Regions from separate parts of the Homo sapiens genome. Here region 1 is linked to region 2. Evidence: read pairs that join two places in POLR2A ChIA-PET (ENCODE). Cell type or tissue: GM12878. All regions are shown on one strand. Each heading gives the region's core, and the rest is flanking DNA. Links, peaks and the distances in the headings are about the cores only.

Region 1 (4,000 bases), core at 1-4,000, 130 kb before region 2:
CCTACATTTCAAGAAGAAGCTGGCATCGACGACTGTGACTTGCTCCATTGATATGTTGACTCCACTCCTGCAGCAAAGTAAATTAGTAGAATTAACAAAAATAAAGCTGAAATATTTTCATCTGAACCATTCAAACTCTAGGATATTAATGTCTATGCAGTATCATAGGCTGTACAAACACCTGCCCATTCACTAAATCACATTGATTTAATTTAAAACCATTTCTCTGAATCCTTGAGGCTTGATCCTGCCCTCAAATACGCTATGCACATTCTTGGAAAAACTGGATTAACTTGTCAACATACTTAAGATATTTGACAGGGAAAAGATATAGAGTTAATAAAGATCAAGAGTAGTAACTAACCTTGAGATCAGCAAGGCTTATTAATTTTTACTGTGGACCAAACTGAAGTATTCATTGTATGCTACTTTATAGCACTCTGAATAAAACATCCATGTTTATATCTACTTTTCTAGAAACTATATACTATAAATGTGAACAATTAGTTAAAATAGAATCTTTTAGGCCGAGCATGGTGGCTCATGCCTATAATCCCAACACTTTGGGAGGCTGAGATGGATGGATCATTTGAGACCAGGAGTTTGAAACCAGCCTAGCCAACATGGCGAAACCCCATCTCTACAAAAAATACAAAATTTAGCCGGGCGTGGTGGCACACGCCTGTAGTCCCAGCTACTTGGAAGGCTGAGGCAGCAGAATCTCTTGAACCCAAAAGGCGGAGATTCCAGTGAGCTGAGACTGCGCCACTGCACTCCAGCCTGGATGACAAAGACTCCGTCTCAAAACAAAACAAAACAAAACAAAAACAAAAACAAAAACTAAAACTTTAATCACATCCAGCTTTTGAGGATGTTCCAGGTTTACTACCTACTAAATACACAGTGAATGAAAAATACACCATGATTAGCATTACCATAAAATGCTAACATGATTCAACAGGAATGGCTTTTCTAGAAAACGAATCCCATTTATCAAAATATTATGCTCCCTTTGTATTTCCCCAAAATAAGCAAATTTAAGGAGTGCCTCTTTCCAAATTTAGGGTGGGAAACATGACATTCTTTCACTATTTACTCTTTTATGGTTTACTTTAAATTGAAGTAACTCTTATTTTATTCAAATAAATTTCTTTAGGAAAAAAATGCAGATATAAATGAGTTAACTTTTTAGGCAATGTAAGAAAGAGAAGTTACAAAAAGTGGGCTCTGCTATTAGACTGCCTAGGTTCACTCCCAAATTACAAAGATGTGAATCTTTGGTCCGTGTTATTTAAATTCACTGGGACAAGAGTCTCATAGGGTTGTTGTGAAAAGCAAATGAGTCAATAAAGGTAAACTGCTTATCAGACCCTTGCCAGGCACATGGAATGTGCTAAAAAAAAAAAAAAAAAAAGAACTATTATTACACTGATTATAAAGCAGTCTTGTTTTACAATTCCTGCTTTACAACTATTATTGATGTTTCACAAACTCCCACAAATTGAGGTAATTTCTGTAACACCCACACTACCCAATACAATTATATTTGGAATATAAAACATGGTCAGGCGATGTGTTTTTAAAGGGGGATGTCTCACTGAGAGCTGAACTAAATTAGAGTAAGGTACCAAGGTACCAAATTACAAGATACGTGCTTTCAAAAAGCTGCGGATTGGTATTTTATAAATGAGCTCCTAAAAAAAAAAAAAAAAAAAACTGGTTTATATTTACCTGACAACAGTTTAGGTACATTCCTATGCTCTAGTAAAATTATCTAAAATCCTGTGAAAGGCCAGGTGCGGTGGCTCAGGCCTGCAGTCCCAGCACTTTGGAAGGCCAAGGTGGGAGCATCAACTGAGGTCAGGAGTTCAAGACCAGCCTGGCCAACATGGTGAAACGCTGTCTTTATTAAAAATACAAAAATTAGCCAGGCATGGTGGCAGGTGCCTGTAATTCCAGCTACTTGGGAGGCTAAGGCAGGAGAATAGCTTGAACCTGGGAGGCAGAGGTTGCAGTGAGCCAAGATCACACCATTGCACTCCAGTCTGGGCAAGAGTGAAACTGTCTCAAAAATAAATAAATAAATAAAAATAAAATCCTGTAAACTAAAATGGAACTCATCCAAATAGAATGGTACCTTCCTTAAAATGTTGGAAGCTATAAACTACTATTTCCAGGTCTCTCAAAGCTAGATTATCTTTTTAAAATAATGGCTAATAGCTAAGGAACTCAAGATCTCTCCAGCTGGCTCTCTAATCATCAGCTATTTGGGATATCTAAAGTTTCAACTGGAAAGTAATGGACCACTGCCTTCTTGGGGACCAGTTTTAAAATGGCTTGTAAGGGCCGGGTGCAGTGGCTCACGCATACGATCCCAGCACTCTGGGAGGCCAAAGCAGGCAGATTACTTGAGCCCAGGAGTTTGAGACCAGCCTGGGCAACACAGTGAAACCCGATCTCTATCAAGAAAAAAACGCCAGATGTGGTGGTGGTACATGCGTCACTTGAGCCTGGGTGGTAGAGAGTGCAATGAGCTGCGAACACCTAAGCGCACTTCAGCGTGGGCTACAAAGCAAAAGACCCTTTCTCAAAAACATAAAACAAAATAAAATAAAATAAAAATGGCTCTAAGTCAGAGGAGCCACAGGTAAGTTCACAAAATTTAGAAGCCTTGGCTGGGCGTGGTGGCTCATACTTGTAATCCCAGCACTTTGGGAGGCCGGGGCAGGCGGATCACCTGAGGCCAGGAGTTAGAGACCAGCCTGGCTAACATGGTGAAACCCGTCTCTACTAAAAATACAAAAAAATTAGCTGGGCATGGTGATGTATGCCTGTAATCCCAGCTACCTGGGATGCTGAGGCAGGAGAATTGCTTGAACCCGAAAGGCAGAGGATGCAGTGAGCCAAGATCACGCCACTGTACTCCAGCCTGGGACACAGAGCGAGAAACCTTCTCAAAAAAAAAAAAAAAAAAAAAAAAAAAAAAAAAAAGGATTAATTAAACAAATACCAATTAACGACTTACAATTCTCTGAACTAAAAATATTCAGATTTTACTTAAAATATTCTTAAGTTGTGGGAGAGAAATAAATGTTATCCTACTACGCATGCTTCTATTTCATAGGAGCTAGAAAGGGTACATAGCTGAACAGAAATTATATCCAATCCTCCACGTTGTTTAAAGGTTCAAACTTAGGGGAAAAGTGTGTCTGGTCTTTCAAAGTGAAAAAAGGAAGGCCAAGATCAAAAAATCAATCACATACCTCCCAAACTCATCCAATGACTAATCTGTACTACTGATCTATTACTGGTTGGTTTACGGTGGGGACTAAGTGAAAGAGTTTTATAAAAATATATATCCCTGGACTCTACACTGAGGTAACTCCTGTAAAATCAGATTAATAAAGGATTCGTGCACTTTTTAAATTCAGACATTTCTGTAGGAAAACTACATTCACCTTGATGTATCTGAGATACCTTATAGAGAGAAAAAAAAGAATTTGGGAAGCACTTACAGAATGGCAGAAAAAAGTATAACTTAATATAAACTCAAGTGACAAGACAGCCAAAGTGCTGTAGTGGGTAATTTTCTTTAAGTGAAAGGAAGCTGAGAAAGCTTGAGATTGCATAGAAAAGCAATCTGATGACTGGGTGCGATGGCTCACACCTGTAATCCCAGGACTTTGGGAGGCCAAGGCAGTGAATCACCTGAGGTCAGGAGTTCAAGACCAGCCTGACCAACATGGAGAAACCCTGGCTCTAAAAATATAAAATTAGCTGGGCGTGGTGGCGCATGCCTGTAATCCCAGCTACTCGGAAGGCTGAAGCAGGAGAATTGCTTGAACCTGGGAGGCGGAGGTTGCGGTGAGCCGAGATCGCACCATTGCACTCATTACAGCCTGGGCAACAAAAGTGAAACTCCGTCTCAAAAAAAAAAAGAAAAAAAGAAAAGAAAAGAAAAGCAATTTGATGACCTAAAATGACCTATAAAGAAATAAAA
Region 2 (10,717 bases), core at 2,591-6,590:
GCCTCCCAAGTAGCTGGGACCACAGGCATGTGCCACCACACCCGGCTAATTTTTGTAATTTTAGTAGAGACGGGGTTTCACCGTGTTGGCCAGGCTGGCCTCGAGCTCCTGACCTTGTGATCCACCCGCCTCGGCATCCCAAAGTGCTGGGATTACAGACGTGAGCCACTGCACCCAGCCGGTTCCCTACTTTATGCTGCAGAGCTGCCGCCTTCAGTGAGCCTTACCTGATGTGTCCTCATCTGTATCCCCATTGCAACACCTTTATTATAGAATTCAGCACACTTTTATTATGGTATGATGTTTGTCTCTTTTTATATGAGCTTCTCAAGGATATGGGTTGTGATTTAATGTGTCTCTTAGCATAATGCTGAGTGTAATATGGATACCATAAATGGTTGTTGAATGGATGTTTACATGAAAACTTAAGAAATGATAACAATCCTGTTGAAATCCTACTTCCCTGAAGCATTTCTTGATTCCCAGCCACAGTGAGTTCACATGCTCCATTCCCAGAGCCCTTTGTTTTTGAAGCATTGGATTCCTTAGAGTAAGCCTTATACACTCAATTGGATTAGAACTTCCTAGAGGGCAGACACTGCATCTGTCATTCCTCTTCATGCATCCAATCCCCAGCACAGTCCTGGCACATAGAGAGTGTTCAATAAATGTTTATGAATTCAAGAGTCCTGCTATTTGGTCAGCTGATGTACTTGCCAGTTTAGCCTCCTGTGTTACTCACTGGCTAGGAGTCTCCAACTCAGATGTTTTTAGGGCCAAGTTGGGAACAGAGAGGCAACAGAGAATGGTAGGCCTGTGTCAAACCGGAGTGCTTATGTGCTTCATGAGGGGTGGCTGCTACTCAGCCTATCGTCATGGGTGAGTATGGCCTCCTCATGTCATATGGGAGGCCAGATATTCATAATCTCTAGGGACTACCAAAGCATATTTGTGGTCTAGATTTGACCTATAGGCTACCCATCTGTATCCTTTAGGTAGAGGCTGGAGTTTCACACATTTAAATTCCTTGTAAAATAATAAAGGTGGGGGAGGGGAGGACATAGCTTGAAAACTTTTGAGGGCGTTTGGTGAAAGCCTATCTTTAGATAAAAGTGTCCTATGATTTTCTGTGGGTAGTGACTTAATCTCTTGGGTTCGGCCCTGTAGAACATCTATGGTCTGGGCTTTATCCTCCCTTATATTCTGATTTCACTGGGCTATGAAAAGCAACTTTTGTCCCTAGAAAGGTGGTGACTCAAGAACTTTTGCACTTTTTGCCCTTTTGCTCAGCTTCCACTGAGGCAGGTTTGATAGTTGTTCCTGCTTCTGGCTACTTTGAAGGGCCTGGTGGTCAGGCTGGTGCAGCATAAGGTCCCAGAGGCCACTTCTGTTAATGACATCTCTGAGAAAGAGCTCTGGGTGAACAAATACAACTAAAAGGGAAATACATTGTACAGAATCACTGCTTAAATGTGGTCAGCCAAGGGGCAAAACAGTATAATAGCCAGAAGGAAGTCTGCATCTCCATGGAACCTTTTGCAAGGTGATATCTTATCCTCTGGCTGTCTCATTTTTTTCATAGTCCCTAAGTGCCCCAGCAGTGCTTACTTGCCTGGCATCACCTTCTAGGTCTGAGAGTGTTGCCACAAATGATATCCCCATCTCCAGTAGAAATTAGCTGCCTGGGATATCTCGGGCAGACTACATGAGAAACTGAAAGCAGTGCAGTTTGTCTCTAGTGAGAGGCCCTGGGTAACTAGAGAATTGGGAAGGAGGGAGACTTACTTTTCACTATATGTCTTTGTGTGCCTTTTCAAATTTGAAACATATGCATATACAGTAAGTCCTCACTTGACATCGGTCATAAGTTCTTGGAAACTGTGACTTTAAGTGAAATGTATACAAAACCAATTTTACTATGGCTCATTGGTATAAACAAGAGTTAAGTTCCTACAGAATATTTCTTGTTACAGAAACATGACCAAACTTCTAAATAAAGACCAAAACACTTCTAATATTAAAAACTGAGATAAATGTGAGCTATACATTCCTTTAAGAAGGATTAACAAAAACAAGTGAGATAATTACTACCCTATTAGTTCAGGGTCTTGGGTGGCCAGAGCCCATCCCGGCAGCTCAGGGCACCAGGCAGGAACCAGCCTTGGACAGGATGCCATCCCATTTCAAGGTACACTCACACACCCTGACACTCATGCAGACTGGACCCCTTACACGCAACAGTGAACCTAACAGGCACGTCTTCGGGATGTGGAAGGTGACTGAGGACTTGGAGAAAACCCACACAGACATGGGGAGAATAAGCAGACTCCACACAAGCAGTGGCCCTGGCTGGGAAACAATTATTTTTTTCTCGTCGGTGTTATAAGGAAATAATGTTGATCGAAGCAATGTTATTTGGAGACCTGCTGTATTGTTATTTTTTAAATGTAGCTGAGCAGACCCATGTGTGGTCTTCTCTTCAAATTTTACTCTGTCCTCACTTTATTCCTGACATATGGATTTCTCTGTAAACAACTGGACCCAGTCGCTGTAGACTGCCTCTCAGATGTGACAGCTTGGCCTCTCTGCTCCCTAGAAATGTCCTAGGGTTTCTCATGCAGGGGTCTTTGGAATAACAATCAGGTGTAAAGTATGTGCAATATTTTACTGTTTTCAAATTTTACTGTTTTCAGTCTGATTCTTATGACATCCCCATTTATTTATTTTTTAGTTGTAGTTTTTTTAGAGACAACATCTCACTCACACCCAGGCTGGAGTAACAGTGGTGTGATCGTAGCTCACTGCAACCTCAAAATCTTGGGCTCAAGATATCCTCCCACCTCAGCCTCCTGAGCTGGGACTATAGGCATGTGCCACCATGCCTGGCTAATTTTTTAAAATTTTTTTGTAGAGATGGGGTTTTGCTATGTTTCCGAGGCTGGTCTTGAACTCCTGGCCTCAAGCGATCCTTCCACCTTGACCTCCCAAAGTGCTGGGATTATAAGAATGAGCCACTGTGCCTGGCCACACAACACCCCCATTTTATGGTGGTAAAATATTGAGGCTCGGAGAGTCTAAATGACCCATTTAGGGTCATACTGCTAGCCAGAGTAGGGCTGTGACTAATCCAGGTAGCTTTGTCTCCTATTAATGTACCTTGTTCTTAGTTCTTGTAGCAATGAGGCAGTCCTCTTTGGAATTCTTTACCATTTCCAGGACCATTGCAGTTAGGGCAGGAATGGAGTGGTGGTGATTCCTCTTTCCTCTTTTGGTTTGAACCCTCCTTTCAGGATGCTTAGTTACACAGGCCTGTCCTCTCTGGAAAAAGGGGATCAGTAGTAGGTTTCTCCACTTTTTGGAGAAACCTAAACTAAAGCTTCAATGGGGCAATACCTTTTAGGAGAGTTTGAACTGACAGTCTGGCTTCCTATTCTTTGCGGAGAGTTATTGCTGCTATTAGGCAGAGGGCTTTGTTTCCAGGTTACAAATCTTTTTAGCAAAGAAGTGAGTGTGGAATAGAATTGGAAGGACTTGTGTAGTCCTTGGATATAATTTAATGCTCCACATCCCAGAGAGAGTAAACATTGTAAAGTGTGCAAGATGGGTTTGGATTAATATCCTGACAGCATGTGGCTTGGCATGTAGGGCATTCCTTGGAGACCCTTCTTACCATACACAGCCTGCCTTTGCCGGGTGGCCTCTTCCCACAGGTCTTCCCAGCAGCTGTTGTGCACCTGGGTGAATCATCCGCTTCCCTGTGCTTTGAAAAAACCCATTTTAACTGATGAAAGCCCTCATACAGGAGGTGCAATAAACAGACAACCTTGAAAATGTTTTTTAGTACAACCTAAGCTGCCTCTGAGTTTGTCCAGGGTATTCACCTCCATTAGGAGCACTGGCTGATTCTCACCTCTGGTCTCTTCTGAATAGAATATGGAAAATCACCTTGCCCTTTCTACTCTGCTGCACCTGACATCATGGGTGTGGAAGGTCTCTGGAAACTCCGGGGAGGCAGGAGCACCATGGACATGGAGGGAAGGCTCATTTGCTTCTAAGGACCATGCAGAAATCCTTGGCTTTTTACTTCTGTTAGTCCTACTTAAATCAGAATTTAAAGCCTTCAAATAGAATTCTGTGTATGGCTGACATAGCATGGAGTAGGGAAGGCTTCTTTGTAATTTCTGAGGAGAACTTGGGGGCATGTAGAGGTCATGCTTAGGTTCTTTCCTTACCCAGACCTGACCTGTGCCGGGCCAGAGAGGTTTGCCCTAGAAAGCTGATGACTTAGGACCTTACTGGTGTGCAGCTTTGCAGGCCTGTAAACTTAGTTAGTTCATCCAGGTTTCAGTTCCTGGGGGCCTGCCTCAGGCATGTGAAATTCATAAGAGACCATCAAGTCACAGTTCCAGTTAACTAACTCCAATAAACATGACGACTAAGTTGATTTATGTGGACATGTAAGAGCATCTCTCCTCTGTAGGAGAGATTAGCTGGGAAGCCAGCTCCCCTCTGGAGGAAACCAAGGCAAATTATGGTGGCAAGCTTTTGGGTCATAGCATCAGATACACCCAGATTTAAACCATGTAACAGCTGTGAGACTTCAGAGGAGCTACTCAACCCCCCTGCTCCTGTGTCCTCAGCTGTGAAACCCCCTGGGTTTTTCAGATATATACATGGTAAGCACTCAATAAATGTTTTGTCTCACTTGTTTCTCACTCTTCCCTCTTCCCCTTTTCTCCTTCCCACTTTGTCCTTCTAGGGCTATATTGTAATCTGACCAGAATACACTTGTCAGTCTATTAAGGCACCAGGTACTGGAGATAGACTCATTTTTATTCTCTTGGCTCCCTTTATATATTCTTTGCCGTCCACGGCTCTTTTGTTACCACAGGTTACAATAGGAACAGTTAGATTCTAGCTCTTGTCAGTGGCTTCCAACCTAAGGGTTCTTTCTGGTTACCATTCAGTCCACCATTATTTGCTGAGTACCCATTGTGTGCCAGGACCTGCTTAGCCCTGGAAATACAGTGATGAATGAGACAGATGTGGTCCATGCCTTGAGTAACACCTCTTCAAACCCCCTCCTTAGATAGGTGACTTCTGTGGATGACTCGCCCTGCTCATTCCGTGTTGCGTCATATTAATTTCCTTCTGAGAGGGCAATCTTCTCCTTAGACCTAGGGAACAGTGCCTTTTTGTGCTGCGTGGACCTTGCCTGCTGGCTTGCCTGCTCCCAAGCAATGAGAGCAGCGTGTTGAGGCTGAAGGAGAAAGCCCCCCGGGCTACTACTGCCCTGGCCACACATGTCCCAAGAGGCTGCACTTGGCACTTCTGAATGTTCCTTTTCTCCTTGCACACAGATTATAGTGTTTACTGCTCGTTTAAATTCAAATAACCTTCCACCCCCTTCTCTGCCTTAAAAAAAACCAAAAAAACAAAAACTGTGTATTACAGTGTAGAAAACAAAACAGGCCAGCCCTGGTCCCCTGGCGAGGTTTGTTTTAACATCATTTTTTAGTGAAGCCTTGCTATGGGTTGCCTTTACTTTAATAGGGCTAATGTGTAATTCAGGCATATTGATAGTCTGCAGTTAAAGAATCTCACATCTTTTTTCTACCTTGATTGTCATCAACAGTGTGAAAGGTAGATGCAAGGGCTTTGGCTGACAGGAGGTGGGACTTCTCTGCTTTGGCCTCCAGACTCTATCCTGGACTCTGGCGGGTCCTATAAAGAAGGCTGAGCAGCCAGTTTAGTGATTTCTCAACTTCAAAATAGAAGCCTGGAGATAGTCCTACCCCTCCTCTCCCTTCTGCCAATTTTACCAGCAATTGCCAAGAACTGTGTGTGGGGAACCAGGCAGAATGACTCTCTGGAAATCATTTGTTTGAGAACTCCCAGTGGAGGAATGCATTTTCCTGTGCTTCTTCTCTTGTGATGGTGTGTGCTGTTGTGATTTGGTACTGCTTGTCCCTCTGCAGTACTGAGACTTGTATATAACTCCTCCAGCCCTGCGGGGGTTTTCAACAATAAATTGCTTGCTGGGTAGTATTTCCCCCAAATCCCTGGGAGAGCAGGGGAGCATGTTAACAATTAGGGACCTAGTTGAGCCTCTGTTTCTGGCACTGTGACTAGAGGCATGGTGGGTGAACCCAGATGAGCCATGTTTCCCACTGCTGCTCGGGCTGGGCATTTATTGCAGTTGGATGTAACATTAAGAGTCACACTAGAGGCTTGGTTGGAAAGGAGAGAGCACTGCATAATTATTGCTTATGTACTGTTTAAACCTATCAGCCAACAGATGTCAAGTGCAGAAAAAAAGCACAATAATGTTATTATAATGGCATAATAGTTATCATTATAATAATCAGCTGGCATAGGTTTTGATAAGAGGCAGATCCTGAAATGAGTGCAGGGGGAAGGGTTAACCTTGAACTACAGCACAATGAATGGCTGCTTAACCTTGCAGAAGATGCTGTGTAGAGGCAGGTGACTCAGGTATGGAGTTGCTACCCTCTCTGCCTAGCTAGAGGAGCTATGGAGACTTCAGCTGGGATTGTCTACCCTGCAGGTACTGTCTTTCTGATGGTGTGATGGAGCACACCATCCTTTGGTTTAAGGCATGCTACACTGCAGGAATACCATACTAGTGCCCAGAGCTGTGGGTTCTGGGAAATGCAGAGACTTCATCACTGTGGTCTCATTTTGGGTTTTCAGAAAATCCAGCCTCATGCCCATAGTTGCAGATGATGAATTTTGCTCCCTACAACAAACTGTGCTCCAAACCTAGGAAGTGGTGGTGCATCTCAGTTTTGTATGTATCAATTGTGGTGGGTTGTGCTCATGGAAGACAGACTTTTCTTTGCCAGAGAGCTTACCAGGAGCTACATTCCCAATTCTGGTTAGGAAGGTGGTGGTAAAGGGGTGAGGAGCAGAGTGGGGCTAATAGATGACCCACAAAGGCAGCATTGGGGTAGGAGAAAAAAGTCTGATTCAGGCAAAGCTGGGTATGATTTTTTTTTTTTTTTTTTTTTTTTTGAGATGGAGTTTTGCTCTTGTTGCCCAGGCTGGATTGCAATGGCGTGATCTCGGCTCACTGCAATCTTCACCTCCTGGTTTCATGTGATTCTCCTGCTTCAGCGTCCCAAGTAGCTGGGATTACAGGTGCACACCACTATGCCTGGCTAATTTTTTTGTGTTTTTAGTAGAGATGAGGTTTCCCCATGTTGGTCAGGCTGGTCTTGAACTCCTGGGTCTCGAACGCCTGGCCTCAAGTGATCCACCCACCTCGGTCTCCCAAAGTGCTGGGATTACAAGCATGAGCCACCGTGCCTGGCCAACTTTTTTTTTTTTTTTTTTTTAAAGAGACAGGGTCTTGCTCTGTTGCCCTGGCTGGAATGCAGTGGCACAGTCTTGGCTCACTGCAGCCTCGACTTCCTGAGGTCAAGAGATCCTCCCACCTCAGCCTCCCTAGTAGTGGGACTACAGTCATGTGCCACCACACCTGGCTAATCTTTTAATTTTTTGTAGAGATGGGATCTTGCTGTGTTGCTCAGGCTGGTTTTGAACTCCTGGTTTCAAGTGATCCTCCCTCCTCTGCCTTCTGAAGTGTTGGGATTATAGGTATGAGCCACCACATCTGGCTGTGGGTGTGACCCTTGACCTTACCATTCAATAGTTGGACAAGTTGCTTAACCTCGCTGAGCATCAGCTACCTATCTGTGTATGTGCTTATTCATTTCCCATTTGTTTTTTATTAATAGCCCTGTCTATAAAGTACCTGTCACTATGCCTGGCACTAAGTGGTGCTCAAAAAATACTTCTGCCTCCCTTCCTGCCACCCCCTACCTGCCTACCCTACATAAGAGAAGGGTAAGGAGAAGATCCTCCTGCTTCTGTAGAGGGAAAATGGCCTTAATTAGAGCTTTATGTGAACTTCTTTAGTTGCTGATATTGCTTTTCTGAGCCACAATCTGTGGACCTCCTCTGAAGCTGCCTCATCAGGAGCGACTTTGATATTTAGTGTTTGGGCACATCTCTGCTTCATCCAAGGAGTAAAAGAGGGTTTAAAATCTCATCAGGGCACAGAATGCCTGCTTCTGCCCCTGTAGCCTTGCCTCCCCTCCCTTCTTTCTTTGGGTGGGTCACTCGGGGGGCACTGTCTGCCCTGGGGATTACTCATTTCTTTCAGGGGGTCCTGGTTGTTTGGTTCAGTGTCTTTACTGGGGAAAGGCTTTTGTGTTTGTGCCTGCCTGGGCCTGTGCTGGGAACTTTTATTTTGGAAGCCTGGAGCACTCAGACAAGGTGATATCTTTTTAGACTGTTTCTGGCTGTAGGCCAGCTTATCACTATGGCTACCACCAGCTTAAAGAATGTCAGGACAGAAAGTAACTTCTGTAAGAAATTTGGGAGAGAAAGGGGGAAGGGGAGAGAATTGTTTGGCTTAAGGTCATGTAGGGAGGAGAACAGCTCTAAGTAGAACTCTTTGATTTGGATACAGCTTCGTTTTCCTTCTCTCTGAAATTTTATTTTTTCAGTCAACAAATGTATATAAAACATCTGTTACATTCCAGAGACTGTTAGGCCCTGAGATACAGTGTCAGATAGGGTTCCAGCTTAGAGTGTACTGATGAATATGTCAAAGTTAGTAAAATTACACTTGGAATAAGTGTATTGAAAGAAAGAGTTAAGAACATCTGAGAGGGATTTGACTTGGTCCTAGGGCTAAGAGGGTATCATAGAAGGCTTCTTTGAGGAAGTGATGTTCGAGTAAATATTGTGAAGACCAAACAAGTATTTACCAAGCAGAGTGACAGGACGTTGAGGAAAATTTCAGGCTGAGGGCCTGGATTTGCAAAGGCTCTGGAAGCAGGCAGTGGGTGGGGAGTTTTATGAGGAACTGAAAGTATGGTTGGAGCACAGAGAGTGAGAGGAGCCAGCTGAGGTTGGAGGGGTTGGTGAGGGCAGGCCTTGTCAGCTGTGGCATGGCATTTCATATTTACCTGGAGAACAGGGGAAGCCTTTGGAGAGTTGGTGGTGGTTTTGGTGGTTTTGGATTTGCAAATGAGCAGCACCCTTTTGGACACTGGATGGATTTTGTTGAGGGAGTGAAAATGAAGATCAGAAAAGGAACATTACTGTAATAGGTTGTTTTCCTTCAGTCAGCTAAATGGCAATCTTGAGACTAATCTCCTTTAGTGTGGCCTTGTTCCTCCTGATTCATGTGCTCTCTCAGTGCCAGTAGTCAGTGTGTTGTTGGGGCACCTGGCCACTCAGCAGACATGGTGGCCCAGGGTGCCAGCACTTGGCATCTTTCCATCTGCACAGAAAAAGGCCTGGAGGTTTCAGGCTTGTCACATGTTAACGGCTGACAGCTACAGAGTCCTTTGTAACCTGCTGTGTCACCATCCCTCTCTTGGCTGTCACTACTGGGTAAGGGCTACCCCCTTCACCTTAGACCACTTAAGCCACTGACACTGGCAACTCCCAGAGATGTGATGTGCCAAGTTAGCAAAGCCAGCACCTGTGGTTTGTGTAACATTCAGTTCTGGTTGATGTAGATGTGCACATGTTCTCTCTTGGCAGCAACCAATGTCTGGAGGGCCAGAAATGGGCTGGAGTTGTTCCTCCCACTGTGTGTCCAGGAAAACTGAGGTTTAGGAGTTGCCTGTGGTATAAAGAAAACTGGGTCAGAGTTACGTGCTGCCAGACCAAGTGTTAAGTGCATGGTGGGCGGGTATAGACCCTAGACCAGACTCTTTAGTGATACTGTGGCCTTGCCCACTACTCCTTTCACTTATTCATCTGGAAGGCCATGCTGCATAGTGGTTAGGAGCTTGGCCCTTGGACTGGGGCTGACTTTAGTTAGAATCTCAGCTTCTCGGCTGGGCGCGGTGGCTCATGCCTGTAATCCCAGCATTTTGGGAGGCCAAGGCAGGTGGATCACGAGATCAGGAATTCGAAACCAGCCTGACCAACATGATGAAACCTCATCTCTACTAAAAATACAAAAATTAGCCAGGCACGGTGGTGTGTGCCTGTAATCCCAGCTACTCAGGAGGCTGAGATAGCAGAATCGCTTGAAAGCAGGAGGCGGAGGTTGCAGTGAGCCGAGATGGTGCCACTGCACTCCAGCCTGGGTGACAGAGCCAGTCTCAAATAAATAAATAAATAAATAAATAAAATAAAGGCCAGGCGTGGTGGCTCACGCCTATAATCCCAGCACTTTGGGAGGCCAAGGCAGGTGGATCACAAGGTCAGGAGATCGAGACCATCCCGGCTAACATGGTGAAACCCCATCTCTACTAAAAATACAAAAAATTAGCCGGCTGTGGTGGCGGGCGCCTGTAGTTCCAGCTACTCGGGAGGCTGAGGCAGGAGAATGGCATGAACCCAGAAAGCGGAGCTTGCAGTGAGCGAAGCTTGCGTCACTGCACTCCAGCCTGGGCGACAGAGTGAGACTCTGTCTCAAAAAAAAAAAAAAAAAAAAAAAGAATCTCAGCTTCTCCACTTGGAAGCTATGTGACCTTGGACTATTTACTTTGCTTTCCTGCCCATTAATTTTCTCAGCTCTAAATAGGGAATAATGATAGTGCCATGGTCTGAATGTGTGTCCCCTCCAAATTCATATGTTGAAACCTAACCCTCGAGGTGGTTCCTCTGGGAGGTGATTAGGTCATGAGGGCTCCACCCTCATGAATAGGATTAGTGCCCTTATAAA

What was found. Peaks named below come from ENCODE experiments on the same cell type or tissue, not always from the same donor. Only the 100,000 strongest peaks of a DNase experiment are listed, where the experiment ranks them.
Region 1: POLR2A ChIA-PET joins it to region 2 with 6 read pairs; 4 of 35 experiments call an interaction of 5 or more read pairs at or near these places.

The regions. Positions count from the first base shown.
Region 1 is chr5:139,310,742-139,314,741 of GRCh38, reverse strand. MATR3 (matrin 3) reads right to left here. Exons shown (of 15, transcript NM_018834.6): 3 at 6-67. Among named protein-coding and RNA genes, the nearest start is that of MATR3, 19 kb to the right of the region's middle. In GM12878, for the core only: no CTCF peak of the experiment used is centred there; no DNase peak of the experiment used is centred there.
Region 2 is chr5:139,176,700-139,187,416 of GRCh38, reverse strand. The region is part of intron 1 of SIL1 (SIL1 nucleotide exchange factor); the gene reads left to right. Among named protein-coding and RNA genes, the nearest start is that of SIL1, 16 kb to the left of the region's middle. In GM12878, for the core only: no CTCF peak of the experiment used is centred there; DNase peaks (open chromatin) are centred at 4,476 and 4,576; H3K4me3 peaks cover 606 bases; H3K27ac peaks cover 2,606 bases.